6 separate regions of the Mus musculus genome follow, and regions 1, 2, 3, 4 and 5 are each linked to region 6. The links are chromatin loops, found by intact Hi-C in ENCODE. Cell type or tissue: heart. All regions are shown on one strand.

Evidence for each region. A loop is a pair of places that touch in the nucleus more often than their neighbours do. Peaks named below come from ENCODE experiments on the same cell type or tissue, not always from the same donor. Only the 100,000 strongest peaks of a DNase experiment are listed, where the experiment ranks them.
Region 1: a loop joins it to region 6, with 3 times the contacts of the local background. A loop is called at or near these places in 5 of 42 quality-filtered maps.
Region 2: it touches region 6 in a loop (2.4-fold over the local background); 5 of 42 quality-filtered maps call a loop at or near these places.
Region 3: a loop joins it to region 6, with 1.9 times the contacts of the local background. A loop is called at or near these places in 2 of 42 quality-filtered maps.
Region 4: a loop joins it to region 6, with 2.5 times the contacts of the local background. A loop is called at or near these places in 5 of 42 quality-filtered maps.
Region 5: a loop joins it to region 6, with 2.5 times the contacts of the local background. A loop is called at or near these places in 21 of 42 quality-filtered maps.

What each region holds. Positions count from the first base shown.
Region 1 is chr13:63,110,124-63,115,123 of GRCm38, reverse strand. All of the region lies in intron 5 of Aopep (aminopeptidase O), which reads right to left. Among named protein-coding and RNA genes, the nearest start is that of Gm46422, 18 kb to the right of the region's middle. In heart, a CTCF peak has its summit at 2,247; DNase peaks (open chromatin) are centred at 1,023, 2,273 and 2,953; H3K27ac peaks cover 1,031 bases.
Region 2 is chr13:62,924,638-62,929,637 of GRCm38, reverse strand. No RefSeq gene overlaps it. Among named protein-coding and RNA genes, the nearest start is that of Gm40981, 9.3 kb to the right of the region's middle. In heart, a CTCF peak has its summit at 2,995 (motif pointing left); no DNase peak of the experiment used is centred here.
Region 3 is chr13:63,133,899-63,138,898 of GRCm38, reverse strand. The region is part of intron 5 of Aopep (aminopeptidase O); the gene reads right to left. It overlaps Gm30409 (a long non-coding RNA gene), which reads right to left. Exons shown (of 2, transcript XR_003950671.1): 1 at 4,822-5,000; 2 at 4,386-4,589. Among named protein-coding and RNA genes, the nearest start is that of Gm30409, 4.1 kb to the right of the region's middle. In heart, a CTCF peak has its summit at 1,915; a DNase peak (open chromatin) is centred at 3,878; H3K27ac peaks cover 320 bases.
Region 4 is chr13:63,292,770-63,297,769 of GRCm38, reverse strand. Aopep (aminopeptidase O) reads right to left here. Exons shown (of 16, transcript NM_001289926.1): 15 at 826-912. It overlaps Gm16907 (predicted gene, 16907), which reads left to right and starts at 623. Exons shown (of 3, transcript NR_045794.1): 1 at 623-936; 2 at 4,935-5,000. In heart, a CTCF peak has its summit at 1,562 (motif pointing right); DNase peaks (open chromatin) are centred at 594, 1,228, 2,939 and 3,259; H3K27ac peaks cover 1,638 bases.
Region 5 is chr13:63,324,784-63,329,783 of GRCm38, reverse strand. It overlaps Fancc (Fanconi anemia, complementation group C), which reads left to right. Exons shown (of 15, transcript NM_007985.3): 11 at 4,158-4,233. It also overlaps a transcript of Aopep not described here. Among named protein-coding and RNA genes, the nearest start is that of Mir3074-1, 26 kb to the right of the region's middle. In heart, no CTCF peak of the experiment used is centred here; no DNase peak of the experiment used is centred here; H3K27ac peaks cover 1,205 bases.
Region 6 is chr13:63,241,686-63,246,685 of GRCm38, reverse strand. The region is part of intron 13 of Aopep (aminopeptidase O); the gene reads right to left. Among named protein-coding and RNA genes, the nearest start is that of Gm16907, 53 kb to the left of the region's middle. In heart, a CTCF peak has its summit at 2,934; DNase peaks (open chromatin) are centred at 2,130, 2,886, 4,175, 4,875 and 1 weaker place; H3K4me3 peaks cover 1,214 bases; H3K27ac peaks cover 2,357 bases.

The sequences.
Region 1 (5,000 bases), 130 kb after region 6:
CTGACATAGCACTGTAGAGCGTGAAAGTGCAATGTTCTAAACTATATTCTATCCCTTGGCAGAAGTGAAGCTGGTGAGATCTGCCTTCCAGTCTGCTATGCCTCTGACTCTGGTAGAGTTCACTATATCTGACTGTCTGAGTAAATGGAAGGTAAAGCCTCCCAGAGCCTCCAAGTGGCTTCACTGGGGAAATGAGCCCCAGCTCCCAGAATATTTTACATCAATGGATCTCTTGAAGTACTGATTTTGGTTTTAAACAGCAGTGAGTTTGTCTGTTTGCAGCTTTGAAATTTTACTTAACAAATGATCAACAAATTCATAAATTGGTGTCCACAGGGCCAACCTCCCAAGTATTCTGCCTGCCAAAATGCAAGACAGCTAGGGGAGCATGAGTTGAGAAAATAGGAAGGATTTATATTATAAACATATTACTGTCCAACCACTCATTCTTCTGGCTGGCCTGATGTTATAGCTTTGATTTTCCTAACATGTTTAATATGAAAAGGAACTGGTTTAAATTACCCAGTTCCAGATAAGTCAATGTATCAATGCATGAGAAGCCAGGTCTGTACCCCAAAAGAACGGCCCTTGATGATCTGAAGTACAGTAGAGCCTGTAGGGGTGGGGAGGGAGCTCTCCAGGGAGCATAGCTCTACTTTAACTCCAAGGCTAGGTATTGGGGAGGGAGCATGCAGCAATTCTGACTAAAGGGCCAGGTATCTCTCTGAGATTAGAAAGTAGACAGAAGCACAAAACTATTTATCAGAGTAGGAGGCAAACTTCTCCACTTTTAATATTCATAAAGTGCACAATAGGAAAATTGGAAGAGCCCTTTCCTTTGCAAATATTAGGCAATATGACCTCTAAAAGCAAACACCCTGTGAGACTATTACATAAACCAAATGACTACAAGGTCTAGGCCACAGCGGCATGGAGACGCTGCAGTACTGTCAGCCCAGTACCTGGAAGAGCCAAAGCTTCTAACCAGAAGGGAAGTAAACACTTCCTGATGCACAGAAAGAAATGGCTGCTGTCCCCTAAGCAAAGGAGGTTTAAAATAATTCAGATCTGGGGGAAAGTTTTTGTTAAGTCCAATGAAGAGCCCTTGGCTGTTTCAAAGCTGAGCCCTCAGAACTAAATTTAATCAAACTGCAGCAGCCGGCTGAAAAGCAGATAATAGAATTTGGCCTAATGTGTCATTAGCTCATGTTCACTTCAGTGGATTAGCTCCCAGCAGCATCGGAAGCAGATCTCAACGTTTGCTGGGTTAGATCTACAGCCAAAGGATCTACAGCCATGAGCAAGTCTAAAGAATTTCACACTAGCCTTCTGAATTACTTGGAGAAAGTAACTTAAAAAAAAAAAAAACCAAAACTTTTCATTTTATAATCTCATTATGAATCATTAAACTCTTCAAAACCCCTTAAGCACATACTTTTTAAAATACAGTATTAAAAAAAAGCTATAAATGGTGCTGGTTACATTTTAAATCAACAAATAGCTTTTATTTGAAAACCAAAAATTAGGGTTTAAAGTCATTCATTTGATGTGCTTCACACTAAAATTCACTTAGTCAAATAAGTTTCCTTTAAAAAAAAAATCCTCCAATTCTAGGAAGTTACTGAAACCATCATCTTCTAAGGCTTCTTCTCAAAGTACACAGTCTAGAATATTCATCTAGAAAGCGGCCTCACCACGGCTACTCACATTGATAATCAAATAATAAGCTTCATTTGTAAAATTCAAAATGTGGTTTGCAGATGCCAGGAGGCCTGGGGAGAGTCATCAGAGAGGAGCCCTGCGCTTCCTTTGTGCGTGGAGCTAACAGGATTAAGGCTTGAAGAATTGAATAAAGCCCTGGGCTGGTTAAGATGGATGGATCACATTTCAGGTTCCCATTTCATAATGGGCATGCCCCACATTTCTCAAAATAAAACACGCCAGTGAGCTCATTCCAGTGACTGTGCTTCCTGACATTCATTTTGGAAACTTTAAAATGGATTCTGTGTCCAGATCCTCTCTTGAGCCACATGGTTCTTTGTGTAGCTGGGCTGCCTGGTTCAGGCAGCTTCTTGCTTCATAGCCAGTGGTTTCCTGCTATGGTCCAGTTACATGGCAAAGAAAGTAGAGATTACCATGCCGAAGGATTTCTGTCTATGGACTTATGGTTTCTTACTTTCCAACTACGTGGTGATTTGCACCGGCCCTAACCTGTAAATGTAAAATGTGCAATATCAGCCATCTTCCTCTAGGCAGCGGGCTGAAGCACGGCTCTGCTGGTTTGCACCCTCAAGGTGGTTATTATCAAGTAGAATCTGTGGTTGGAAAGTGTCCAGCAGTAGCACAAACTGTCTAGAAGAGATTTTCATATAGGAGTTCCAACAGCTGTCTGTTAGGTCAGATTTCTGTGAGAACCAAGGCACACATTCTCAACTGTACACAGCTGTCCCGGATTAAACAGGAACAGTTTCTTAAAGTGACAACAAAAGTCCAAGTGTAAAGGAAGACAGTGTGAAGCGCATCAAAAGTGTTCAGCCCAGGCATTGCCACTGTGCACAGCATCAAGCCATGCTACCAGTCAGCGGGCTTAGAGGCTGTTTAGCCACCATGATGGCCAAAGCTTTGCTTATTAATTAGCAACTTATTAACACCAAAGTGCCTATGGACTAAGACACATTTCAATTCCATAATAGATTCCCTCCGCTTGAAATTCCTCTATTACAGAAAAGCAGTCTGTTTAAAGCACAGTGCTTATTAAATGAAGGATACACAGAAACTGTACAGAAACAGAGCATCAGAATTTGGAGAGGAAGTTAAAGAGAATTAAAACAAGCTGTGATGATCTTAACAAAGACACACAGAACCTGTTACTAGGCAGAGACATTTGGTCAAATTTCCTGTTTTCCCCCAAGTCCTGGTTTGGCTTGAATATGTTGTCAGTGCACAGTTTCCTGCTGCTGATTCATGCTGCTCACGTGTAAAAGCCAGGGACAGTCCTAAGACTTATCTAAGGACTTTTCTCTTCTCCAGACTTTGGTCTTCACCATAACCGAGATGATAAACTACAGATCTAAATTGCTGAAAATTGTAGCAAGTCCCCAGAAAATCACTAAGGTGAGTCAACACAGCCATGGAACAGTCTCCCTCTAGCCCTCAACCACTTCAGTCCAAGACTGCAGAGATAGTTGTGAACTACTACCAAGAGCATTAAACCACAGCCAAGTAAGTGTCACCGATGGCTCTTTGTTTAAAACAAACAAAAAGTTCTCTGCAAAAGTCTGATACTACGGCAGACTACTATAAAATCAAAGACCATTGCATACAGAGTGGAAGAAAATAAAAAGTCCTCCCTTGGGAAAGAATCCAAAACATTAACATTTCTCAGGATATTTTACAAATCATGCTGCTTCATTAAACACATGCCACTGGGAGTCTCCTCTATTACTAACAACACTTTTCATAATGACCTTCACATGTTTAAATCAATGGCTGCCGAAAACGTGCATTTATATTACATAAACAAAACCTAACATAAACATGCCCAGATAAAAAACTTTATAGAAATGCCTGGCTACAATTCCCCAATGTAAATAGACCTCATGAATGGCCCAGCAAAAACAATTTTAGTGTATTTTTATCCCCCAAAGCAAAAGGCACAGTCCAAAAGCAGACAGCTCTGCTGAAAACTGCACTCCTAACACACGAATAAGCAACTCTAGTGATGTTCAATGCACCAACTGGTTTTGATCCAGGGAAAGCCATGAGACTTATTTTCTATAAGCACCTGCTATTTTCTCATTGAGCCCTTGTTCAGTTACTTGTTCTCTTGTTTATTGCCTATCCACCTCAAATTATAAATTTCCTTAGAATAAAGACAATGATTGTCTTGTTTTCTGCTTTCTCTGCTTATCCCACTGAGCACACAGAAGATGCAAGAACTGGTTTAGCCATCTGCTCTCTGCACTGAAACTGTTCTCACCAGAGTCCAGCTGTTTCCCTGTAATGCCTTAGTACTTCCAAGTTTCATGGACTCACACTGCAGCCTCTCTTGCAACCTCACTCATCTTCCAGCCTCCCTTGCAGCTAAGTAGCACTAAGACTGAATAAGCCAAAGTACTGGCAGGGTATTTACTCTGAGGCCTTGGCTCATTGTTAGCTCGCTTAGAGTGCCTGAAGCCCTAGGTTCAACCTCCAGAAACACCAAAACAAATGGACAAATATTCTACAGCAGCTTAGAGAACCTCCTAAGGACAGGCAATGCAAGCTCCTTGCATCTTCTAGCTGGATAGAATAAGTAGACAATGGCTGGAGCTTTGACAACCATTGAGAATCATGAGTTGATCTTGAGAATAAAAAGTATAGGTTAGGATGGTAGAAGCACTGTGCTTTCTGACACAGTGGAGAACCACAGCCTGGCCTCTCTGTCTCTAATCTCACAAGGGAAAATAATTAAACTCCTATTTCTAAGTTATTTTGAGTTTTCAGTCACATGTACCCAAACCAAATCTTACCATTACATTGTGAAACAGCTTGAAGAACAGGCCATGGAGATTTTTCTCCGTGTGTTTTTAAACCCATTATTTAATAAACAAGCCAAGAACTTACTTGGTTGAATGGGCTAGCATTTGTGAGCACAATGCTTTGCTCCCAGAATCTGGAGACTGTGGGAGAACATAAAGAAGTTCAAAATGGAACTACCCACAACAGCTTAAAGACTTAGTTTGTCATAGTGGCTTATACCTGTGACCCCAGCACTGAAGGCAGGGCAAAGAGGGTTGGGGAGGGGGTGCTGAGTCAGGAAGATCATGAATTTGAGGTAAGCCTGGACTACATAGCAAGTTTCAGGCTAGCTTCAGCTACAGAATGAGAGTTTGTTTTAAAAATAAAACAAAACTCCCAAAGAAATAGGGGTAGCAATATATTTTAGCTGATAAAGGTGCTAGCCATCAGAATCAAGGCTGACAACCTTATAAGTTCTTATAGGACCCCCACATAGTGGA
Region 2 (5,000 bases), 320 kb after region 6:
GTAATGCCAGCACTTGGGAGCCACAGGCTAGAGTATTGTGCATTAGAAGTATGTGTGGGCCGGGCGTGGTGGTGCACGCCTTTAATCCCAGCACTTGGGAGGCAGAGGCAGGCGGATTTCTGAGTTCGAGGCCAGCCTGATCTACAAAGTGAGTTCCAGTACAGCCAGGGCTACACAGAGAAACCCTGTCTCAAAAAGCCAAAAAAAAAAAAAAAAAAAAAAAAAAAAAAAAAAAGAAGAAGTATGTGTGGGTTACAAAAAGCCAAAAACCAAACTTGCTGAACCAAACAAACAGAAAGGGGGTGACTGTATGGTATGTGCACAGCCACAGTAGCAGACTCAGAAGCTTCAGAGTGCAGTAAAGACAGGGATGACTGCAGACAAATTCTGTCACATAATCTGAATCTCCAGTGCCAAATTCAGGTCAGTAGAGTGACTCCATTCAAGCTGGGAGATGGTCACCAGTCACCACCACCCCTCCCCCGTTATGATGTCCACACATGCTTAGCGGGAGGGTCCCTAGTTAGTGGGACCAAAAGAAAATGTAGTTAGGAAGCCCAGCCTGTAAGTAAAGACCCGGACCTTCCCTCTTTATTTAATCCTCAGCCAACCTTAGGGGACAGTGAGAGTCTTTCTGCTTCTTCATGGACCATCTTCGCTCTTAGTCTCACCCAGCAACATTCCGTCAATTCTCCAACTCTATGTTCATGGGCATAGGTTGACTCTTGCTTAAATTGTATGACTTTTGATTGGGTTAGGAGGGCATCGGGGATCTAGGGCCTCCCTCCTCAAACACCAACCAGGGTTTCAGAGTTCATAATAGGTGGTGTTTATTTTGACAGAATGAGGACACATTCCTTAAATCACTCTGGCAGGCATTAAATAGTCTCTGTTATATTTTGTGCCTCACAAAATCCTAAGTGGTCAGGAAAAGAACACACTGCCAGGACTTATCCCTTACCCAACCCAATTCTTGTACTCCTCTTACTGGCCCCCCACTGGAACATCTAAGTCAAGTCTCTGCTCTCCACATTTGGGGGGGTGAGGGGAAACATAGGGGCGGTGAGGTTTTAATGTGTCCCCCAAATTTCCTCTACATAGGAATGTGTCTCCAAATCCTATGCTCAGGAATTTGGGTGGCATCTGGGATTAGATGAGGTCATAGTGTGGAACCCCCAGGATTCAGTTTGCACCTTTTAAAGAAGAGACACATGACTCAAGCTAGCATGTTTGGTTTAGCACACATCCTGTGCTGTCTTATTATTCAGCATAGATTTTCTCGAACAAGAGGGCCCTCACATGATGCCGAGCTGATACTGGTGCTGTGACCTTGGACTTCTCAGCTTCTAGAATTCTGAGCTAAATAAACCTTATTCTTCATAAGTCATCTGATCTTAGGTATCTTGTAGTATTGACCAAGGCATTCAGCGAGCAAGAAATGAGCCCACTCTACAAGTACATATTATATCAGGAATAGCTGAATACTACAGAGAAATGAATATTGGCAAGGGGTTGAAATCCCAGGGATATCCCAGACACAACCATGTCCTGTAGTTTTCTGAGTCAGGGGCCTGGCCTTTACTGAGCTTTTCTTTAGGCTTTAAAGGTATCCTATAGACTATGTTGATATCATTATTCATTTCCACTAGGGAAGATCATTGGGGGAAACTGGCATCATAGTCAGAAAATGCTGGGGCTGGAGAGATAGCTTTGCTGCTCTCACAGAGGACCCAAGTTCAGTCCCCAACACCCACATGAGGTGCACAACTGCCAGTAACTCCATGTCCAAGGAATCAAATCTCTGGCCTTCCAGGCATTCCCATTCACACACACATACCCACACAGAGACACATTCATACACACAATTAAAAAGAAACTACTGTCTCTGCTGGAAATGACATGATTAGTATGATGACATCATCTATGACAACACCCAGGAGAGGAAGACTAGGACAGCATTTCCCAACAACAACACTCCTAAATTTTGTGTCCCAAGTACCAACTTGTCCTGACATAGCTCCATTAAGCAACTCTCTGAGGTCCTTATCGATCACAGTGACAGTAGCACTGGGAGTAGGTTTCAACTGCAGATTTTCTGCCCCACCCTTGACTTACTGAACCAGAAACCCCAGGGCAGACCTTACCAAGCCACATTTTAACAGGCACAGTGGGTAACTATAATCCAATGGTGCTTAAGAGTCACTCACACCTAGACTACACTTATGGAAACAGTATTTCTGAAGTACAACTTCTACTTTGTAGTTTTTTAAGTCACTTTCTCTCCTGAGCTGTGCTACATACAACATTGCGAATCAAGGTGACATGCTATACATACAAAACAAAGCAAACAACAAAGCTAAAACAAATGAAGATTCTTGCGGTTAGAGAGTTAAGGGAACCTGAGGCTCATGGAGCCAGTGAGCACTGAAGAAATAGATTGTGGTGCATAGTGAGTGTATCTGTGACCTTAGCATTCTGAAGACAGAGGCCAAGAGGATCATGAACTTGAAGGGATTAAAAAGAGCCCATGTGCCATTTCTTCCATCCTTCTGTGATCTCTCTATTTTGGTCCTCACTATTGTTCATAAATCTAAATAATACTGACACTAAGAGGTTTCTGCCTGGAACTCTTAGACCAACAGAAGACAGGATAGCGAGGTGATATTGACATGTTGAAATCGCTAACAAACATCTCCAAGGTCTGAGCCATAGCTTTCTTTAAATGAAGGTTAGCATTTTAATTCAAGGCTTTCCTCTTTAACAAGAATAAAAGACCACACAAGGTTGGAAAACAATCACCTCACATGCTCGCTCTCTCTCTCTCTCTCTCTCTCTCTCTCTCTCTCTCTCTCTCTCTCATGATCTGGCTGCTGTTTCCAGTGCTGTGTAGAAAGGCCCAGGTTTGCTGGTTGTACCAGAGGAGTCACTGGCTTGTAATTCAGGGGTTTTGTGTGGATTGGTGGTTTCATGACCCATACTGCCACCTCCTGGGGATTTCTCCATGGCCAGCTGTGTCATTAGCCTCAGGGTTCCAAACCAAAGAGCATAGGTTATGGTCTCCACCTGCTCTGTTTTCAAGGAGCTAAAATCAGGATGATGGTGACCATTTAAAGAGTCATATGCAGAAAATTAAAAACATTCTTACTGCACACCAACCAAGAGAGAAAACGCATAAGGGATTACTATTTTCTTGTTTTAAGATAGAATCTCAAGAAGTGCGAAGCTGACCTTGAACTCACTATGTAGCTGAGAATGACATTGAACATCTAGTCAGCTGTCTCCATTTCTCCAATACTAGCATTGCATGCACCATCGTGCTATGTTTGTGAGGTTTTGGAAATCAAACCCAGGGCTTTGGGTATATTAGGCAAGTCTTTTACCAGCTGAGCCATGTTTCCAGCCTCTCTTTTGAAACAGAATTTAATAGGATGGATGTCAAAAATAATGGGAGAAAACGTAAACATTCATAGTTTATAGTGACTGGTCCTGGAACACAGGGCTGTGAGCATTTGGTAAGTTCCATTTGTTTTCCAAAATTCCTAGAATAACCTGGTTTTAGGACACATTCCTTGGGATCATGGAGTGGGTAGCTTAGAGTGACAGAAATTCACTGATGGTTCTGGAGTCTGAAATCAAATTGTCCAAAAAGTCATGTTCTCTGAAGACTAAGGAGAATCTGTTTTTTGTCTAGTCTATGGGTGACCAACAATCTTAGTCGCTGTAATTGTTGCATTTCCCTCCATCAGGTGGTGTCTCTGTGTATCAGTGGCTCCTCCAAAGACACTGTCTCTTGAGCTAGGGGCTATCTCACTGCAGAATGCAGTGGCACATTTATGAAGATTGTTTCCAAATGACATCTCAATCTGAGGCTCTGGGTAGGATGTGGCTTTGGCGGACCCCTGTAAACTACACATGCTTTCGGTTCAAATCCTGTTTAAGCTACTAAATGCTTTAACCTTGAGCTAGTAATTGGTTGTTTGTGGATGGAATGTGTGTTGTCTTCTGCAGTGAAGAGTGAGATACCAACTGCATAGGCTTTGGGTGAGGATAAGTGTGAGCTCTTGGTGTGTACCTGTCAGAGAGGTGAGTGCTCAGATCTAGGCACATAGTGTGTCCGATCTAGTTACCTAGTGTGTCCGATCTAGGTGCCTAGTGTGTTCGCCTTCAGCCTCATAGAAAAATCCTTAAATTTAAAGAAAGGAGGACATAGGTCAAAGAGAATGTTGGGGTGTGCAATTTCTACCTGACTGTCTTTTGCTTTTTGGCTTCTATCAAGCACCTAGTTAAAACATTTTTTTTTTTTTTTACTTAGTTCTGAGACACATGGTCATCGTTAACTGGTTGTTTTCAACCGAGAGAAAACACTTGGGCCTATTTCAGTCTTGAGAGAGCCTCAGAAGATACACAGTATTTTAAAAGGTAAAGTAAGACTGCCTATCACTACCCTTCTGTCTCTCCCTGCTCTGTATAAGTCTGACTCCTATACGTCATTTGAAAATGACCCAATATATATATAGCCAAGGTCTTCCATGTTGAATGAAGGAGCTGTGAGGTTTACTTAGAGGCAGTAATAACCTCACCAAGCCCATTTAAGGTCTCATTAAGTTCAAAACCTGGGGCTTTAGAGGTATTGAAAGGGTAGGTAAGGACTTAGGGAAATGAGGCATATTCTCAAAGAAGCAGTTCAAAGCTTTCACATGTGGGCTGCTTGCTGTGCAAGCATGAAGACATAAGTTACCATCCTAGCAACCATGTTAAGAGCCTGGGCGTGGCCATGTGCGCCTGTGATCCCAGCACAATGGAGCTGTAAGCAGGAGGCTCATTATCACTGGTGTTTCCTGGCTACCAGGTTAGTTCCAGGTTCACCAGAGAGACCATATCAAGGACACAAGGCAGTAAGTGGTGGGATAGGATACCCCAAGTCCTCCTCTAGTCTCTGTGGGTTCACAGCTGTACATACACACATGCACATACCACACTTCCAGATGTCAACATTTTAG
Region 3 (5,000 bases), 110 kb after region 6:
CCTTTGTGCACAAGGTGATTACATTCTGGTACCAGAAGAGTTGGACAGTTAGGGCAGAAGGTGAACAATGATAATGAACCACTCATTCTTTCTAGAAACATTTACTGGTTGCCTTCTAAGTGTCAGGCCAGGCCTGTGTTAGGGACACTGGCAACATGACAAAGAGAAGAAGGGACATGCCTTCTGATCTGAAGATCACAGTCTAGGAGGAGAAACACTCAACAGGGAAGTTCCTTGTCTATTAAGTGACCAACCTTTCTATCTCAGTTCCTAGATTCTCAGTGTGAAGTCCAGACTGCCATTGGCTTTATCTCCACCTCCTTCAGCATTCTCTCCTGCTCCCTCCTGCCCTCAGAACCTGCTTCCTCCTCCCAGACAAAATGACAAGGGTGATGGATGGTTCCTCTCAGTGTCTGACTGCATTAGTGTAAGTGTTGGCAGTTGTTAGTGATGGGTGTTATTATCTGATAGCTAATAGATTCCATTATTTATAGCTTTTCATCATGGCTCTTACTGGAAATCCTGTATGTGTGTGTCTGTGTACTTATGTTTTCCTGAGTATGTTTTATGCATGTTTTAATACAGTTTGAACAAAGATATGATGTGAGCAGCTTCCTGAGAAGGGCTCGATGACATGTAGAGGGAAAGGACATGCGAATAGGAGTCTGTTCCCCAAATCTAACTACAGGGATGATGGACAATGGGAATTTTCGCTCTGTTTTGAGTAAATCCAAACTTTTAAAAATATTTTTTTCTCTTCTGTATGCAACTCCTAGTTCCTTGTCCCACATGCAGGCCACCCCCATGACCCTCTTGAGATCTGGTGATATGGGATGTCATTAAGGCAATTTCTCCCCCACAACTGAGTTTATAGTGTTTTGAAATCACTTGACTTATATATACACATACAACATAAAGACACTCAAGGTTTAAACTTGCTAAAACACCACTCACTGCCCTCCATTTGCAAAAAGATGACTATAACCAGAAATTAAAGGAGAAATCAAAATGGTACAAAAGTGTGCCCAGCAGAGAAGATTTTCATGATTTGTTTTATTCTGCAGTGACACAAGCTGCCCCTTGTAACATGTCTGTCAAGATATCTGTTGTGCTTTTGTGCAGTGGACAAAGATGCTTTTTATCAATTCTCAGAAGTCTGCAGGACTCACCATTCATGCTGTCAACTCCCCCCCACTCCTTTCGGCAAACAATGAAACCCATCAGGGACAAATGTCAACATACTAATTTGCTAAATTCAAAACAAAAGCAAAAGTGCTTCCCTTCATTTTCTATCAGCACTCCAATTCATGCTGAGTTTACAGCAACCCACAGATCATGCAATATTAAACAGAGATGTACTATGCTCACAAAGTTGGGGACAGTACCTCCCCGCAGCTACACTAGCCTGACAGTTGACACACATGCTGATTCTAACTTCCAACTCTGTCCAACGTCCTAAAAGTTCTACAAAAATTCCAACGCCTCGTCGTAATAGAACTCAGATGGAGTCAGATGGGTAAGAAAATGTGTCAGAAGCAGACAATTGAGATCCCTAGAGGCGCCCCTGGAGCTTACTGGTTTGTATGTTTAGGGCATGCTAAGAAAATTTTCACCACTGAGATAACCCCTAACTACGAAACAATTTGGTGTCAGGGGACAGCATTTCATGAAGGCCAGGCTGGCCTCAAACTCACGATGTAGCTGAGGCTGACGTTTAAGTTTGGATCCTCCTACCTCTACCTCTTGAGTGCTAGAAGGTGTATGCTACCCTGACAGGCCAGAATATAATTCTTAGAGGTATGACATACACAGACAGAGGCACCTTCTTATTTACTTTTGTTTCTTTGAAGAAAAGTTTCATATGGCTCAGGCTGGCCTTGAACTCCTGATCCTCATGCTTCCAGTTCCCAAATAAGGTGAGCAGCGCCACCTAGGTGTATTTCTAACAAAGACTGAAGGAAAGAGCAGAGCAGGCACAATGAGGCTCAGAGTTTACACAATCTGCCTGTGTTGTGTTGGTTTGTTTTGCTTTTTAAAAATGATTACAAGGCCCAGTGAGATGCCTCATTGGGTAAAGGCCAGCAAGTCTGGCCATCCAAGTTTGATCTCTGGAGTCATACAAAGGTGGAAGGAGAGGACCAACTCCACAAAGTTTTCCTCTGGTCTCTGTATATACTTGTTCCCCTGGCAATAATAGTTGTACTATTTTTAATTAAAAAAGAAAACTGCTTCAAATGATGCCCAGGACCCTAGAGGACACATATCATAATTGCTGAAGAACTAGTGGGTCTGCTGTAGGTTCGTTCTAATGCATCATCTCAGGCCTGGGCTTAACCCTTGGGGTCTCTGTTTTCCTTCCCTGAAATGAAAATTAGGAGCACTCCTCAGGGAAGCAGGAAGCATCTCCAGACACAAGACTCTTCCATACCAGTGGATTCATGTGTGTCTTGTGAGACTTCCTCCAGTCAGATCAGCCTATTTCACCTTCTTTTCTTTTAGAGAAAGGCATTCATCTGGGTTTATGGACATAAAACTAAAGGTACAGAAGAGAGAACTATTTTGGACAAAGAAAAGGGAAATGGGTCCAGATATTTTAAACGTTTACCTACTTGGATTGCAATGGATCTATCTGAACTAAGTGCTGTAAACAGGTGGCTGGAGTGTGTGGGGAGCTGCACATTTGTCAGACGCTGTTCTGCCCCCATGACTGACTGTAGGCAACAGCTGCATGTGTGTGAAAATTTTGTTTCCCATCTGTCTTTTGGACACAGTACTTTCCTGTGTCTAGTCCTCGATGAACGCGTGTTAGAAGAGGATAACCAGTCGCTATACTTTACCCTGTCACCATCCTATAACCGGAGAAAGGAAGATGCAGGCAGCCTTGGGAGTGTCCTTCCTACCTTCTGGACACTGCTCACACTGAGGCTTCCTCAGCGTCTGTACCCCACGCCAAGAATGCAAGAATGTGTGCAAGAAATGGCGATCACACACTTATGGAGAAATGAGTTGGGTCTTTGGAGAGCTTGAACACATGTCGAGGGGAGGTTCTGAACTCACAGGTGCTTACAATCATAGAAGAACCCCAGCCCTAGCCCCCAAATGTTGGACCAGAATCTGCATTTCAGCAGGATCTTTAGATGACTTATGGAAACATTAAAATTTAGCATGCTTTACAGCTAAGAGCAGAGCTGGCAAGATGGCTCAGCTGATAAAGGTACTTATTGCTTGAGTTTGATCCCTAGGATCCACATGGTAGGAGAGAAATGAACAACCCCAAAGTTGTCCTCTGATCTCAACATACACATATGCCTCCCACAACAAATTGATAAATATATGTAAGATCAAGTTAGAAGTTTAAGCACTTTGAAAAAGTACAGAAGTGAGGCTTTCACTGCTGACTTCTTGGCCTGTTTTTCTGGTGGCTAATGATTGGTTCGTGAGGTACTGAGAAGCAGCAGGGGTCTTAAGAATCAACAGTGCACCTCTCTCAGACACACTGACATCCAGAAGCCCTGGGCCAGAGGAGGGGCCTGCGGGACTCAGAGCTCCAGTGCCAGTTCTGCACTACAGCAGCCTGCAGCACACAGTGCATGGGAGCAGGGCACAGAGGGCACACCTGTCCTCTGTTAACTTGAAACACCGAGGTGCTTGACTTTGCTTGTTTGGTCTTTTTCCACTAGAAGCTGGAAGATGTCCCAACCCTAGCCACTCCACATGAGTAACTGATTATGCAGGACCACATTCTACTTAATTGTTCTCAGGTTTCCCACCTAACCATATGCTAATGTGGCATTTCATAGTATTTACTCACTTTTGCATGAGTTAGAAATAGGAACCCGAATGGCAACTGTCACAGGGTTCACGGTTGCCAAGGTCTGATAAGCAGGCAGGGTGGCCCGTGTCCAGTTACTGTGAGGACATGTCCTCATGTCCTGCTTTCCTATGACTCAGCTGTGTCTTTAGTGCAAAGCCACATGATTCTGCTTAAAGTCAGTTCTTAGAATCTGAGACATATACAGAATTCAAAATAGTGTCTCAGCCCAATATAGATGACATTTGGATTGTCTACCCTTGCCAATCAAGGCTGAAATGAAGTCACTTGAGGACAAAAGTGTCCCCAAAAGGTTCAGAGACTTACTGGTATTAGTTGCTCATCCTAAGACCATAGTTTTGGCCGGGCAGTGATGGCGCACGCCTTTGATCCCAGCACTCAGGAGGCAGAGTCAGGCGGATTTCTGAGTTTGAGGCCAGCCTGGTCTACAAAGTGAGTTCCAGGACAGCCAGGGCTATACAGAGAAACCCTGTCTTGAAAAACCAAAAAACAAAACAAACAAACAAAAAACCCAACAACAACAACAACAAAAAACCCCACAACAACAAAGGACCATAGTTTTGCTAAAATCTATTGGACTACCATCAAACATTTCAGTCACATAAGGAGAGGCAGAGGGGCCAATCAGTGATGGAGAAACTGCTGCTGCTGCTGTCCTGAGAGAGGGACACTAACTCAGAGATGAAGAGAACAGTTGCTCAGCATCTCTCCCAGTCAGGTACCATGGGCTCCCGTTAGGCTGCTTTGACCTCTGAACCTGAAATGTGAAGAAGCCAAATTTCATTCTCCCGTGTGCTAGAAAGAGGGTGTCACTATTAATTCAGTGTTACTGGAAGTTCACAGGAGTCACATAATTTAGCTGCCACAAAGGTTTTCTATCACCTTCTCTGAGGCAACAGACTTACTTTACAGAGAGAATAAAGGACCCACTGCTGGTGGCCAAGAGGTGCCTCCATCTGAAGGTCAGAGCCACTCAAGTGAACACCTACCTTGGGATCAACTAGCCCTTCTGAGCCCTCACAGCCAAAGGATGGTATACCACACTGGCTATTCCAGAGAGTTCACACAAATCTACACACTTGCTAAGAAAGGCAGCATACATTAAACAGAGCACCACATCTCTGCTCTGGACTAAATTCAACTTAACATGTTGCTTTAACGAGGAAAT
Region 4 (5,000 bases), 51 kb before region 6:
CAAATGTGACATTTCTGCTGTAAAAAAGTCACATCCTTTGCTTTATGGGAAAAACCAGCCCTCACTTTGACTCTGTCAAAAGTCCTTTTGTCCACCACACCCCCACTTTCCATCCCATTCAAAGTGGCTCTAGCCCATCAGCCCACAGTATGCACACAGGCTAGCCAGAGGCGCCAGTTGGGGTTGGGAGTGGGACAGAGTATGGGGGAGGTCATGTGGAAACATGTCATGAGGTACAAAACATCAGAGGAGGTACCCTGAAGGATGACCCCAAAATGTGTCACAAACCAGAGAGGTGGCACATGAGGTTACACACACATACATGTACGTACACAAACACACAAACACACACACACACACACACACACACAGAGCCTGAAATTTGAGGCAGGAGACTGCTTCCTAGGACATTCTTAAAAGGAGAGAATACACAGGCTAGGCAGGGCCTGGCATGGGTATGACATGGTGTGAATTCCCAACAGGTGACCCAAGGGTTTCCCATGTGATTCACACATGTGCTGTGCTGTGCTTGCAATCAGAGCCTTACAAGCTGGATGGACCCATGGTGTTGCTAAGCAATGGCCTTGGACTGAGAGTTCTAGGGTAAGCCTCACCTAATGCCACATTCCGTCCACAGCCAGGACAGAGGACGGGGTTCTGTGAGGACACTGAGGGCATCAGCTCACAGCTGCCAGTGATCTTCAGATGCTAACTAGCCCTTCAAAGTTTTTGAAACTCCTTCAGATAATTTGTTCTGACAGGGATGTGGAGAACTTGGGACTGGGAATGGTGGCCAGTTTCTATCTCTTGGAAGATCACACTCACCTGGTCCTCCAGTAGGAACCTCTCCACCTGATTGTATGCCTTTGTGTACTTGTGCTTAATAACCAGTTCACACCATCGATGGCGAACCTGGGAAACAAGACAGGAAACCTGGTAAGCAATGCTCCTCTGCCAGGAGAGTGTGGGGATAAAGGGCGACTGTACTGCAATTTCACCAAAGCACGGGGCACTTGTGTAGGAAGTGTGGCTGAACGAGCGGTTGCATTTCATTTCTTCCTAAAATCGAGGACTGGAACTCCCAAGTACAAGGACTGTCAGCCAACAGTAGTAGAAAACACACAGAGCTTCGGGAAGCAGCTTCCCTGTGCCACGAGCAACAGGGATGGGGGTCGGGCCTGTACTCGGCCTGTTTGGCTCCGTTTCGCCAGGTTTAACAATTAAAATGCAGTATGTAGGAAGCTGCCAACTCCGAGCTCACACCAAGCCGGGGTGGGTCCCTACCTCTGCTCAGATTCATGGAGAGGCTCCAGCAGGCTGCTCTTGAGCTTGCAGCTCCTGCTGAGAGTCCGCTCGCATGTGCCACGTGCACCTAGTAGAAAGACCATGCTCTTTTCAAAGACAGTTCTAAAGGTTTGCCTGCAGGAACTTGCCAGGGTCCTCTTGCCCTACCTCTTACAGGCACCCACTGCCTATGAGACAGTGGTCAAGCCACCAGGCACAAGAGCCTTGCAGGGCCACCTCTCTGTGTCGAGGCATTAAAAAACAAAAAGAGGTATTTATTTTATGTATGGGAGTTCACTGTTGCTGTCTTCAGACACACCAGAAGAGGGCATCAGATCCCATTACAGATGGTTATGAGCCACCATGTGGTTGCTGGGAATTGAACTCAGGACCTCTGGAAGAGCAGTCAGTGCTCCTAACCACTGAATCATCTCTCCAGCCCTCACATTCATTTTTTTTTTTAAACCAGGTGCTTCTGCCTGTTTGCTTCTCAGAGTACAATGCCACACCTGTTGCCAGCAAGCTGTCTGAACTCTACCCAGCAAGCAGCCAGCCAATCAGTGGATGCTACATCACTGCTTTAGTATCAGCCAGTAAAATTTAAAGTCTCCTCATGTTACCCTTGTTTTTATTGCCTTTGATCCATTTTGCAGTCAGGAATAAATGGTGACATTTTGGCTAGGCCCCCTGCAAACCACATTACTATACAAGACTTCTAGAATTTATCAAGAGCCCCTAGGAAACCATAAGGAATTAGCTCTCCTGTGCTCACCAGATAGAACCAGTGGGCAGCACCAGGATGATGGGCATCTGGTCCCAGGGGCGGGGGTGGGGGGGTAGTCTGTCCCTTTCCCTTTCTTCCTAATTCCAGGTCTTTCAATGGCCTAGCCACACCCAAAAGCTGGCAACAGAACCTTTTGTTTGTGAGCTCTGGGGCTAGCCAGGAGACCCTGGTATGACAGTCCCCCAGGGTCTACTGCTCTGCCACCTGCTCAGTCAGGCCAGAGAAAGAACCTCCCTTTTCTCAACTACAAAACAGCAGATACCTAAACCCACTTTTAATAATGGCACACCTAAGAGAGTATTCTGAGGACCTTTCATGTAGGACCTGGCTGAACTACACAAATACATATACCCACCTTTAATAATGGCACACATACAAGAGCTGTGTCGGACCTGGCTGAAACTGTTTCGCTGCTATGACTTTTGTCATTCTAAAAGTGCAAATTACATTTCATATTTTATTTTGAGAGTAAAGGGCTTTAGAAAGCTACAGGATTAAGGGTTGGGGTGAAACAGTGAGACTAACTACTCTTTGGGTAAGAGATTTATTCAGTTATTAATGCCACAGACGGAGAGCAGCATGGTCGGGCTCTGAGGACAGATCAGGCAGAGAGTTCTTCAGAGGAAGGACGGCTTTCACACCATCGATTGCTGGGCAGTCCACAGTACATGTATGTAGTCAGGGCGTCCCTAATTCCAGTGGACAGAAGAAAGGCAGGGAGTCTGTTAGCCTGGGGCCTAGGATCAGCTACGAGGGCAGGGGAAACAAGAAGCCAGACAAAGAGGACTTCCCCAAGTAGCTCCCCTACATCCAGGACAGGGTCTCACGGAGCCCGAGCTGACCTTGAATTTGGTGCACAGCCAAGGATGATCTTGAACTTTTGCACTTCCTGCCTCCACTTTCCAGGTGGCAGCATTACAAGTGTGCAGAGCCATGTCCGGCTATGCAGCAGTTTCTCAAGCCCAGGGCTTTATGCATGCACTTTATGCTAGGCAAGCACTTCTACCCACTGAGCTACAGCTCTCGTCCCTCATTTTCTTTTCTATGCTTTCCTCTTATTTACACACAGAGAAGAAACAGAGCATGCTCCAGGATCCATTTGTGAGTAGCAAAAGGCCCCAGCGGGTGGGGGCAGGAGGCTCCAGCAGCCCTGCTGGGATATGTGAAGGTTCAGGAGGCCATGTCACAGAGGCTCTTTCACAACATGAAGTCAGCGTTTCCACTCCTCTTACAGTTAGAAACGCTTTATTGTCGTGACTAATGAGAGAGCCGATCTTCTGACCCCTGAAGGCTAGCTAACATGGCATCCAGGAAGGACAGACAGTCTCCCCCACCCCACAGAGAGCAGGACAAAACAGCCTTTTCATCAGAAAGGGCTGCATGTATTCCAGTATTCCAAAGACAGGATGTTTAAACGACACCACAGAAATGCTGCACCCCAGTCTCCACTCACGCAAGCACTTTTAGTTTTCTTTTTAGTTCTCAGGGCAACAAAGATTATCTTAGTTTTCTCTCCCAAACTCGCAAGCACCCACAACCCATCTCCTCATAGAACAAGGTTAACACCTGCTTCCCCAGTGCAAGCGCCACCAGTGGACGGCTGGGTTGCCTTCCTCCAGGTCAGACTTTGGTGCCTTTCAGAGGCGACACCTTGACTCAAGTTCCCACCTAGACTGACACTGCAGGGACTCAATACTCCACAAGCTGAGCCTCAACACTCAGAGGGATGGTCCCTGTAACAGTAAAGGCGAAAGACAACTACAGCACCATATAACCCAGGTGTGTGCTGTCTCCTGCTCTGCTCAATTGGATGCTGCGGCATTCCCAGACCAAGCAGCAGGCACCTCTGCATTCCGAGAGACACTGTTAAAGGCCCTTCAGTGATTCAAATTGCTATCTTTGCATTTCACACATCTTGAGCTACTCCCACTGCTGGGGCTATGGGCCTCTGACAAGTGAGGACAGCTTGCAGGTATAGCAGGGCTATGGGAAACTGAATGGACAGAAGACACTGTCACACCAACTAGCTCTAAAGGAGCTGAAAGCTGTTTCTAGAAGAGCTGCCAGCCAACAGGGACATAGAACTGGAGCCCCAGGGCTCCTTGTGAGGGCAGCATCCATCTTAGAAGGTGGAACCTCTCTCTCTCAGTCTGGTTAGTTAGCAAACCTTTACCTTCTTATTGGATCACTGGCTCCCTACAAATCCCACCTCCATTTGTCTGAGGAATGTTTTGTGTGTCAGGAAGATTAGCTCTTGATTAAACTGCAAGTGTTTTCAGCAGAGTCATCTTGACTGCGGCCATGGTGATTTTGCTTGCATTTCTGAATGGTTCTAGTTGAATTTATTGATTATTCTTCCTACGGTTTTTCAACTCTGTTCTTTTAGTTTTAGCATTTGTGTTTATGTGTGTGTTCCATATGATCTAGCTGCACTTTCCTTGGGTTCTCTTAGACATAGTTTTGCTATTTAGCTCAGGTTGATCAGAATTTTCAGTGTAGCTCAAGGCTGCCTCCCAAGTTCTGGAATTATAGGTGTGACCCGCCACACTTGGAAAACTACACTTTAGTAGAGTTGAAATTTAATGATTTAAAGAGCAACTAAAATTCAGGTCATCTCAAGCTTTTGCTAGGAATCCCCATCAAGTCTGGAGTTAGCAAATGCTTAGTGTGAAATAGCACCCAGATGGTCAGGCCAGGCCAATGGCAGAGGCCAAGGGAAGGGTGGAAGCCTGCGTAGGTAGGCAGGGAAAGGCCAACTCAGAGTCTTTCCTGGAGATGAAGTTGAGTGAGTGGCTCCGGACTCTGTAGTGTCTGTGCTCTGGCTGGACACATGACTACCAAGAACCTGCTCTCTCTTTTCTTACAGAGAGCAGACAGTCCTTAGCGGGGCAAGCCTACAGCCCTGGTGGCCCCTCACTGCCCCAGGCTGAAG
Region 5 (5,000 bases), 83 kb before region 6:
TCTTGTGGGTTGTGGCCTCATTCCCTGTGATGCTGTCTGCCATTTGACTAAGGGCAGAGCTCAGGTGCTCAACCTACTAAAATCCTACTCAGCCCAAGGCTGTAGAGGTCTCTCGGGTTTTAGCAGGGGTTTCTGCTTTCTAGGGCAACTATAAACCTGCATGGTTTATTCTTACCATCCCTCTTTCCCTGGAGAAGTTAAATAGATGGAGCATACGCAGCCTGGCATCTGGGAGGAAACCTCGGCCAATGCACTGGCTGGTACTCACTGTTGTGAGCACAGCTGTAAGCGTATGCTGTCCTCTCTCACATACTCTTGGTTCCCCAGGGAGCAAACGGCCTTCAACTAACATCATCCTTGGATTCCCAGGATGCCCAAGTTGGGACTGAGGACAGGAGGAAGCTTTTTCCTCAGCTTGACTTGAGTGTTGTTCCGGGTTTGCCCTAAGTCTCTGCTGGTCTTGGTACTGGAGTAACGGTGCCTTTAGTTTAGGATAGTGTCTGCTGACCACATGTGTCTAGGGGTGAGAGTGACACACACTGGGCCCTGGCTTGAGGCAAGATAAGGATTCAGCTGCCTTTAACTCTACACAGGGGAGCAGCCGTCTCCTGACTTTGCAAAGCCTTCACATCCACATGTAATAATTTATTTTGTCATCCTGATGCTGCCCCTGACAACCTACCTACTGAACTGTGTATGACTGGCTCACTCCCCCTGACTCAGGTGCACACTTTATGCCCGGTCATGATGCTGTCCTGCTTAGTCCATGCTGACCCTCTCTCCTTTGCTTCACTTATTGATAATAACATACATGGCAGTGAAGCCACCTTCAGACGATACTTGAGCCACTGGTGGTGCTGACTCTTGTGTGCCCCTCTTCTGCCTGCCTCAGTAAACACACGCTGAGGTTGCATTCCTGACTCCTGTTTCTCCAAAATACATTGATTAGCCACACGGGACAGCAAAAGGGTTCTGGCTGGGGTCGTGTCTGCCCTTTATGAGACACACAGAAGCACATAGGATCCCTGGGCCTAGTTTCCCTGCTCGGTTAGGCTGTGGTGAGAGGTGGCTTTGTGGCAGTCTGCTACATAAATGGAGCACAATATAACCATTTTCTGGTTCCTGGCATTTGGGCTATTTGTATATTTGCTGTCTGTTATAAACATGTTATGGTGAATATTTGTGGGATAGCAAGAGTCACCTTGTATCTGTTTATAAGGTACAGAATTCAGTCTCACCAGTCCAACCATGTTGATTGCCAAGTATGGTGCTCTCTTAACCCACTCACGTCCCATAGTCAGGGATTATCGGGCATGCTTCTGTCTTCTCACCACACTTCCACGTGGGCAGCATGAGATAGCACTGCCAATGTGCCCTGCTCAGCAGCAGTCAAGGGCTTGAGCTCATTTTCTCAGTTTGTGCAGTTCTAGACACAGTACAGGCAGCCACAGGCCAGGATGGGGTTCAGCAGCTGAACAGACCAACAGTGGATTGTGCTGAGTCCCCTGTAGATGGAGTTTTCACATGGGACAGAGTATTTTTAAAAGAGTCTGACAAAGCTGACAAGAACAAGAGGGGCTTTAGCATAGGAACTCTGCCCACTTCTCACTAAGGCCTTGGGGACAGTAGGGCAAGGGACCACCACTCAAGGTGGTTCCAGGACTTCTGAGGTAGGTAACATAGTCCAGTGAAGGAAAGAAGCAGATGGGACAACCAAAAACCATGTTAAAAGATAGATCATTCCCAACATATTAGAGGGATATTCGTCATGACAATGAGATGATGGAGTACGGAGGCATGTCTGTCTGACTGGATCTGAAACAAGATCAAGTGTGTTGCTTCCAGACACCCCGTTCCAAAGGCAGGGCTGGAGGTGAAAGGAGGGAGAGCTGCTGCACAGAAAGGACACACAGCTGCTCCTCAGGGACAGAGAAGGCAGCGACTCGAGGACAGGCTTAGACAGTGGCATTCACAGGGACAGAACTTTAGTTCATGCATTCTGAAGCCATGCCATGTCAGTCACAACAGGCCTGGGTCAGAATGCATGAAGCAAACCTGATGGAAGAAGTGGACAAGTCTAGTCCCACATCAAATACCTGGAAGCTAGTTAGCTGAGAGCACCCCAAGCAGCCCCAGATACAACACTAAGAAGGCATGAGCAAGAGCCTTCACATCTGCTCCCTGGTTCCTTACAGGCAAGTAGTGATCCCTCTATAGGGCTTGGAATCAAGCCCCCATTTTATGAAAGACCCTGGCCCCTGAAGCAGGCTTTCTCAAATGCAAATGCATAGGCTGACTCTCAGACTTAGCTGGACATAAAAAGGACCTGCAAAAGTCAGAAAGCAACCAGAGGACTCACATTAAGAGTAATTAAGTCAGTGAGAGATTGGCAGGACACTTGGAACAGAGTCCAGATACAGACCCATGTACAAGAACTTTGAGCAGCATAGTAAGGGAGTGTGTAAAACAACTTACTGGGGTAGGTGGGGCGAGGGGTGGTTATGGACTGCTTCAGAAAGCACACAAGTGCTTTGAGATGGACTGTAGGCTTCAATAGAAAGGTCAAAGCTATAAAGCCCTTAGGAGAAGATGTATCCTTATATCCTTTTTCTTTTTTCCTTTTGGTTTTTGAGACAGGATTTCTCTATGTAGCCTTGACTATCCTGGAAGTCACTCTGTAGAGCAGGCAGGCCTCAAACTCACAGAGATCCATGTGCCTCAGCCACCTGAGTACTGGGATCGATGGTGTATGCCGCCACCACTTGGCTTTTCTTTTTTTTTAAGCATTGGATAATCAAAGCTTTTCTAGAAACAATGCAATAAACAAACAATAAAAAAATATTGACCATATTTTAAAAAATGGATAAATTGAACTTCCTTAAAATGTAGTGTCTGTTTGGTGATAAATGCCTTTGAAGATGAACAGGTTGTCCAGTGGCTTGGAGGGAAAGCAGTATTCATATGAAGCTAGAAGACTATGTCTCATAGCTTCATAGACAACATCAGCCGGTGCTTAATGGACACACACTTTGGAAAGTTATTCTAACTAGCGCTGAGCACATGAACGGAGCTCAGCATCACCTGCCACACAGAGAGATTAGAAGCAAGCATGTGTGAAATAATGTTTCATACCAACCAGATCAACTAAAGTCAGTGAGTTCCAGAATACCCAGTATTAGCAGGTAATTCTCACCCTGTGGTGGTGAGAATGGAACTCTGGTGGCCCTGAAAAGTTATCTCAGTCACCTTTTCCATTTTACTTACTCTAGAAAATAGTAAGCCCTGTCTACAAAGGCAGACATGAATGTCAGTAGCAGCTTTAATTCTAGTAACGTACAACAGGCAGCACTCATATATAGTGGTATATAAGCAAACCCTAGTGTGTCCTGCATTCTGAGCAGGAGTCCTGAGACCACAAAGACCAGGGACAGAACTGTGCACATCCTGTGTATCTCTAAGAACTTTGGGAATAAGTGATATAATTATTGATCTCTCCTGTTGAAATAAAAATATTGATTGCCAGGCTAGGGTTCAGAGGTTGACTCTGAGTGACAGGGAAGTCCCCTGGGGTGATAGCAGTGTTCTCCGTCATGATGCAGTACTGGTCAGGTGGATTCATGTACTCACTCGAGATTATCAAGCTGTGTACATATGGCATTTGTACCTCAGATGCTGTGGACCTTACCTGGTCTTGTTTTTATTTTATTTAAAAACAACAACAACAACAAACCCTCTGTGCCATGGGGGAATGCTGGTAAGTCAGTCCAGCCTCATGTTCTCACCGTAAGAGCTGCTTGCTAGAGGCTTTCATTGTCATGAACGACACACTGAGATCCTGAGTCCAAGGGTCTAAGCCCTCTCTGAAGTAGAAGATAATGTTTGTGGCTGGGCTTCTGTGAGGAGAAACCTCAGTTAAAATGGCAGGAAGATCATATCATTTCCCTCAGTTCAGAAAATGGCTCTTAAAGATGTTTTTGAGTTTTGTTTGTTTTGTTTTGTTTTTGTTTTTTGTTTTGGCTATTTATGAGATAACTGGAAGCATGCTTATAAACATGTTTGAGGATGTATTGGTACAGTGGGTCACAGGCTGAGGCAGGCAGCATCCTCACTTCCTCTCAGCCCCAGCATTCATGCCATTTCCTCTTTAACTCTTGCAGCTGACGTTTGCCCTCAGGACCTACTTTCCTTACGGTGCTCCATGTCTTGCTGCAGCGCTGTCCCAGCACCCTGAAGGTGAGCGGAGGTACCTCTGCCTCTGTTGTAGTGACTGGTAGAGAGGAGCAGCATGCTAACCTTCTCTTCCTCCTGGACACACAATGCGCTTGTCCACTCAAGCTCTCGGGAGTCCAGTCTGTGTGTAGGTTTACATGAGAACATGTTTCGCTTCCTAGGAATGAGGAAAACGAAGGCCGCCTCTGATAACAGCTTTGCCAAGGCTGCCAGGGACAGGCTAAGCCAGAACACAACAGTGCCCTTGTTTGTTTTTCCTCCTTTGCTCCATGCAGCCTTGGACAGAAGACAGGATTACGTGAAGGATGAGGCCTTGCAATTTAGGGAAGATTTTTTTTTTTCCCCTCAAAGGAAAAGATTTTGAAAGATTTGGTAAACTATTGTTAGAGCCTAGTCTTTTTTGCTTCATCTGCCAGTCTACTTCCCAAGGCCATGTCTGTAATCACTGGTGTTGATCTCTGACTGTCTGTGAGCTCCTGTGGAGGGAATGACTCAGCTCTGCAGCATAAAGGAGCCTTTTCCCTCTGGTGAGACAGTCTGTAGACATGGCCTGTGACAGGAAGAGGGGGATAGAGGAGGGCTCATGTTTCTGTGCTGTGGCCACTGTGGCTTCTTTCCCTATACTTGAGAAAGATCTGTTTTAGGTAAGTAGACTATCCAGAATTCCAAAGTATTTTACAAAGTCCTTTCCTTTCCTTTGCCTATAAGATGTAGGTTTTTGTCAATATGTCTTACACCACAAAGCCCTCTCAGAGAGAGCTGGGGTCCAG
Region 6 (5,000 bases):
ACATGATAAAGGGTGAAGGAACAGAAACGGTGTCTAATTTCCTTCCTGCTCATATCACACAATCGATACGAAAGAAAGGAGGGTGTTTATAAAAAATACCCTGGAGAGCCAAATCAGACGTTTCCCCAAATCCCCCCCAAAAGACAGGACCAACTCACTAGTTCATATGAAAGTGAAACTGAGGTAGGACTTTCACAAACCTGCCTGCCTGCGGCCTGTGGGGTAAAGGGGTTCTCAGAGGAAAGCAAACCCAGGGGCCAGCATCAGGCTCAGCCTCAGGTTCTCCCACCTCTAAGCCCTCCTTCTAGAAGACACTAAAGAGACTGTCTCCAGGAAAGCCAGGGAATCTTCATGGAAAACCAGTAAAGAACAAAATAAATAGCAAGCTTAAACAAAATGATAAAAGGTTTTGTTTTGGCTTTTTTTTTTTTTTTTGGTTAATTGCAGCATCATGGAGGATTGCAAACGTAAATACCACTGTGAGCTTCATCATCTAATCAATGCCACAAATACTTGTGAGGCCACATGTGGTCTTCTCCAAGTGCGGGGCTCTCAAGGTTGAATATATATCAGATACACATTGGCTGACGTCTAGGCTGAATACACTCAAGTGTCCGCCTGCTGTAACACATAATTAATGGAAACAATGACAGGTCCTAACCCAAGGTGACACCAGTAGGTGCTACTAAAAATAACACATCTTATTAGTGCCATATGAGCACAGGCACAAAACAGCAGCTCATTAAAATGCCTAAGATGAGAGTGAGTGCCAAGGAAAGCATTCTGTCACAGGAATGAAATTAACGCTGCCTATAAAAGTAACTAAAAAGCCACAAGAATGTTCTTCTCCCACCTCCCTTTTCCACTCTTATGTTTTATATGAAAATAGCTTTCATCTTTCGATGCAGGAAAGAATTGGTGGTGGCTGGCATCAAACACACTGAAATCAACACAAGTGTAATTATCAGCATACTTTCAAGTGTTTTCAAAATACATGCTGGTTGAGATTGTCTCAATTTAGAAATGTGCGCTTTGTGCTGGTGGTTGAGGACTAAGAATTTTAGGATACTGCCCAAAGCATTATTTTTGTAGCAGTTACTTGACTAGCTAATATTGCACCAACGTACACAGAGTGTCCGATGCAGTCTGCACTGTCTTTGTGTGGGTTGTGGCGGGCTTCAGTGGGACATTCACGTCAGCTGCTGCACATAAATCACTCAGAACTGGGCTTGACACTCGGCAAGTGTCAGCTATGGGTGCATTAATGGTTCCACTCAGAGAGGCTGTGAGGAGGTGCGTGGGGACGAGCGGGTGACTGTTGTTAGGAGTAAGTGCTGAGGGCAGCCGGTCATGGTCTTAATTTTTCCTGTTAGACCAGTTTAAAGCTGGCAGGGATTTCAGAACACACAGAGATGTCAGAATCTCTTCTGGTTTTAAGTTGTAGACTCTTAAAAAGAATCAGTCTAGGGAACAGATGAAAATTTAATGGTATAACATTACACAAACCAGACTGTCTTCCTGAGGCTACAAAATATAGCAATTTTCTCTTGGTCCAGCTTAAAGAGAGCAAAAATGTCAAGATCTTGCATGATTTGATCTGACATGAGATTTGGATATAGAATGTTCAATATTGTATTTGTTAAAGATTTATTATAAATACAAGGGTAGGAAGAGGTATAGAAACAAGGCCCAGGTACACAGGATTACTTAAGCATCTAAGCAATACAGTAAACTGCATACAGACACACAGACACACACACACACAACCCTCCCCGGCTTGGTTGCTTCATAACAACTTTCATTAATTACTCTGCACCCATCACTCACATAAGTCCTTTTCCAAAGGCAAGGCCCAGGACACAAAGACACTCTCTGAGGAGGTGAAGGGCGGCTGGTAATTCATTAGAACCCATAAAGCTTTTCTATGGAAATCAAGAATCAATGAAGCTATTGTATGAGACCATAGCTCGGCAAGTGTGGACTAGTTATGGATTCTCACAAAGCAACAGTACTCTTAAAAGAGGCAAGGGCACCATGCCTAGGAAACTCCAGGGGAGCCTTGCCTCAGGTATAAGGGCAGCCACCCATACCCACCAGGTTGCTGGGTGCAGGGAGTGGCTACCAGTAACTGTGGGCACTTGGCTGCATGCTCCCAGCTCTCAAGGGTTGCTTTTACTACTGGCTTGTGCATCCAGGGCTACAAGTGATTGAAGTCTATCAGCCGCCACTGGCTGCTGTGAGTCCAGTAAAGAGTTAAGTAACTTTAAAACAAAACAAAAATCTTAAATACTGGTTTCCAGAATTACAACAGAATATAAAAGACTTATGTCACAAAAGACAAACACTGTGACAAACTATTTCAAGCCTAAATCACCTACCTTTAACATTCTGGGTGCGCTCGCGCTCGCTCGCTTTCTCTCTCTCCCTTTCTCTCTCTCTCTCTCTCTCTCTCTCTCTCTCTCTCTCTCACACACACACACACACACACACACACACACACACACACACACACACACGGCAGAAGTGTAGCAAGTGCACACTGCGTCTCAAAGGCGTAAACAGAATGTAGACCTCCCTGAATTCACAGACTTAAAAGTCACGGTGCATTCTCACCCCAACAGAGATCACCACTGCTTTTGTGGCTCCAAGTCAAGTGTGTAATAAGAAAGGTGTTGTAAAAACAGATTAAATTGCTCCAAACTTTAGCATTTTATCAGAAGGAGAAGAGACAGAGCTGACTACTTGCCGCTATGGGCCATGAACAGCTCGGGCCATGTGCCTCACTCCCCTGTTCAGTCTTTATATTTAACCTGGACACATCACTATGAGTTTAAGAAAATTGTAAGCTCCAAATTGTGACAGAAGTCAACAGTGTCGGCTCTCGGTGACACTATGACTCACAAAGGCTGGTTCACCACCCTCTGGACCTTTGCTTCAGATACACCAGACACAGAGGATGGCTTGTGAGTCACCCCAGTGGCTGGAAAGCCAGCCTATGAATACTTCTGATCTCAGCATGCACACAAAGGCTAAAATGGAAATGGCAAAGGGGGTTTTCTCTAAGTTATTAAATGTGCAGTAATCAAGAAGTCGGAGTCTTTTGAATCTTACAATAGAGAGTTTTCTTTAAACTCCAAGTGCATTGTCTTTAAAATATACCATTGCATAAGGTGCTATTGTGTTATATATTTTAGTTCTTAGAATAATGAAGTTATCTAAACTCTATTTTCATGTACATACCTTAAAATATTAATTCTTACTGTATAATAGTGATACACAATTTATGTTTAAAAGTTAATGTGTTCTTCCAAAGTCAATAATAGATCATGTAGCAAAAGCTATTACAGTTAACACGCGTGCGCGCGCGCACACACATACACACATACACACATACACACACACACATACACACACACTCTTTTCACTGTTGGAATCACAGCTCTAGCCAGCCCCACAGAGCTAGCCCAGGACTGTAGTCTGTGTGCTATGCACATTCTCGTTTTTTTGTAGCCAAATTTACTCAGACTAAATAACAAGCATTTGAAATAACAGAGAAAGGAAGAACATCAGAGTGGGTGGGAAACAATTCAGGAGCAGGAGAGAGGACACGGGCTTGAGGTAATCTGGTTACAGCCGTGGCAGAGATAGGAAGCTAGGACAACATGGAAAGGGATGTCAAGGGACATCCTGTGGAGATGTAAAAGGGAGAATGAAGAATGATGGTCCTTCAGATGGGTACATAAAGTCCTTAAAGATGGCTTCCTGATAACAGGAATGGCCAGAGAGAGACAGGACATGAGGCCAGGGCAGTTAGGAAAGCACTCCAGTCACTCACAGGGTGAGGTGGCAAAGTCACTCAGCTTGTTCCATTTGCTTCTTCACAGCTCAGACTTCACTGCACTGCTTTTCTGGCTCAAACTCTCAGCTAATATTTCAAGCTCCATCAGACTATGCCCATCATTTAGTGCCTGAGATGATTTCTTTAAGGGTAAAACAAAATGTTTCCCATAAAATGGCATTCTTTCCACACAGCTCGGATCCTGGCCTGCTGCCTGCCGTGGCTGTTTTCCTTTCTCAAGTTATCCCAACAGTTCTGTTTTTACCAGGCAGTAAGAGCCGCCTCCACCCATGGAAGGAAAACGTTGCAGTCCTAGCATAGTTAGTACCGGCCACTTAGCTGAAGTCACTCGGATCTAGTCCACAGACCATTCGGCCAGATCCACCTAGCCCAGTCCAGTTTGGTCTGATCTGGGTTGACTTCTGAGAGCCTCAAGTGGGGGACATTTGAGGAATGGAGGACATGGAGAGAGGACATCTGGTCATCAGGGGAGAGGGCAAGGACAAAGAAGACAAAGGGGCAGACAACAGCTAGGTCTAGAACATGCATGCCTGACATGAACACTCTTATTTCAGTCTTGCTAGACCAGTGAACGCAGACACATGCACAGTGGGGCACAGAAAGTACATGTGTTAACTTGCTTGTGGCCCAGCAGACATCTCAAATTTTGTTTTCCTTTTTATTTTATTTTGAGACAGATCTCTTTACACAGCCCTGGCTGTCCTGAAACTATGCAGACTAGACTAGCCTTAAACTCATGCCTTTGCCTCTTGAGTGCTGGGTATTAAGGTACAAGCCAGGCAACTTATCAGAATCAACAGTGAGCGACCTACTTCAAGGCCCCCCAGCAACAGGATCAAGTCCTAGCACCAGACTTGGCATGAACGCTCACCTCAGTAATCCCCTAGGTCCTGTGCCTTTCAGGTTGCACTCTAATGCCCTTGGGTCACAGATCTGACTGCTCACCTGGTCCTGCACAGTGCCTGCCTTCCTTGTCAGACTCTTCTCCCAGGTGTGACAGGGAAAGTGCCTGTTGGGCTAGCCGGGGGGGAAAAGAGGTGGGGATACCACACAAACACATATCTCTGGGCACACCAGATGTCCTTGCACTCCTAGAAGGGAAGGCCATCCAATTCAGCTTCAAGTTCTTTAAAACCACTAC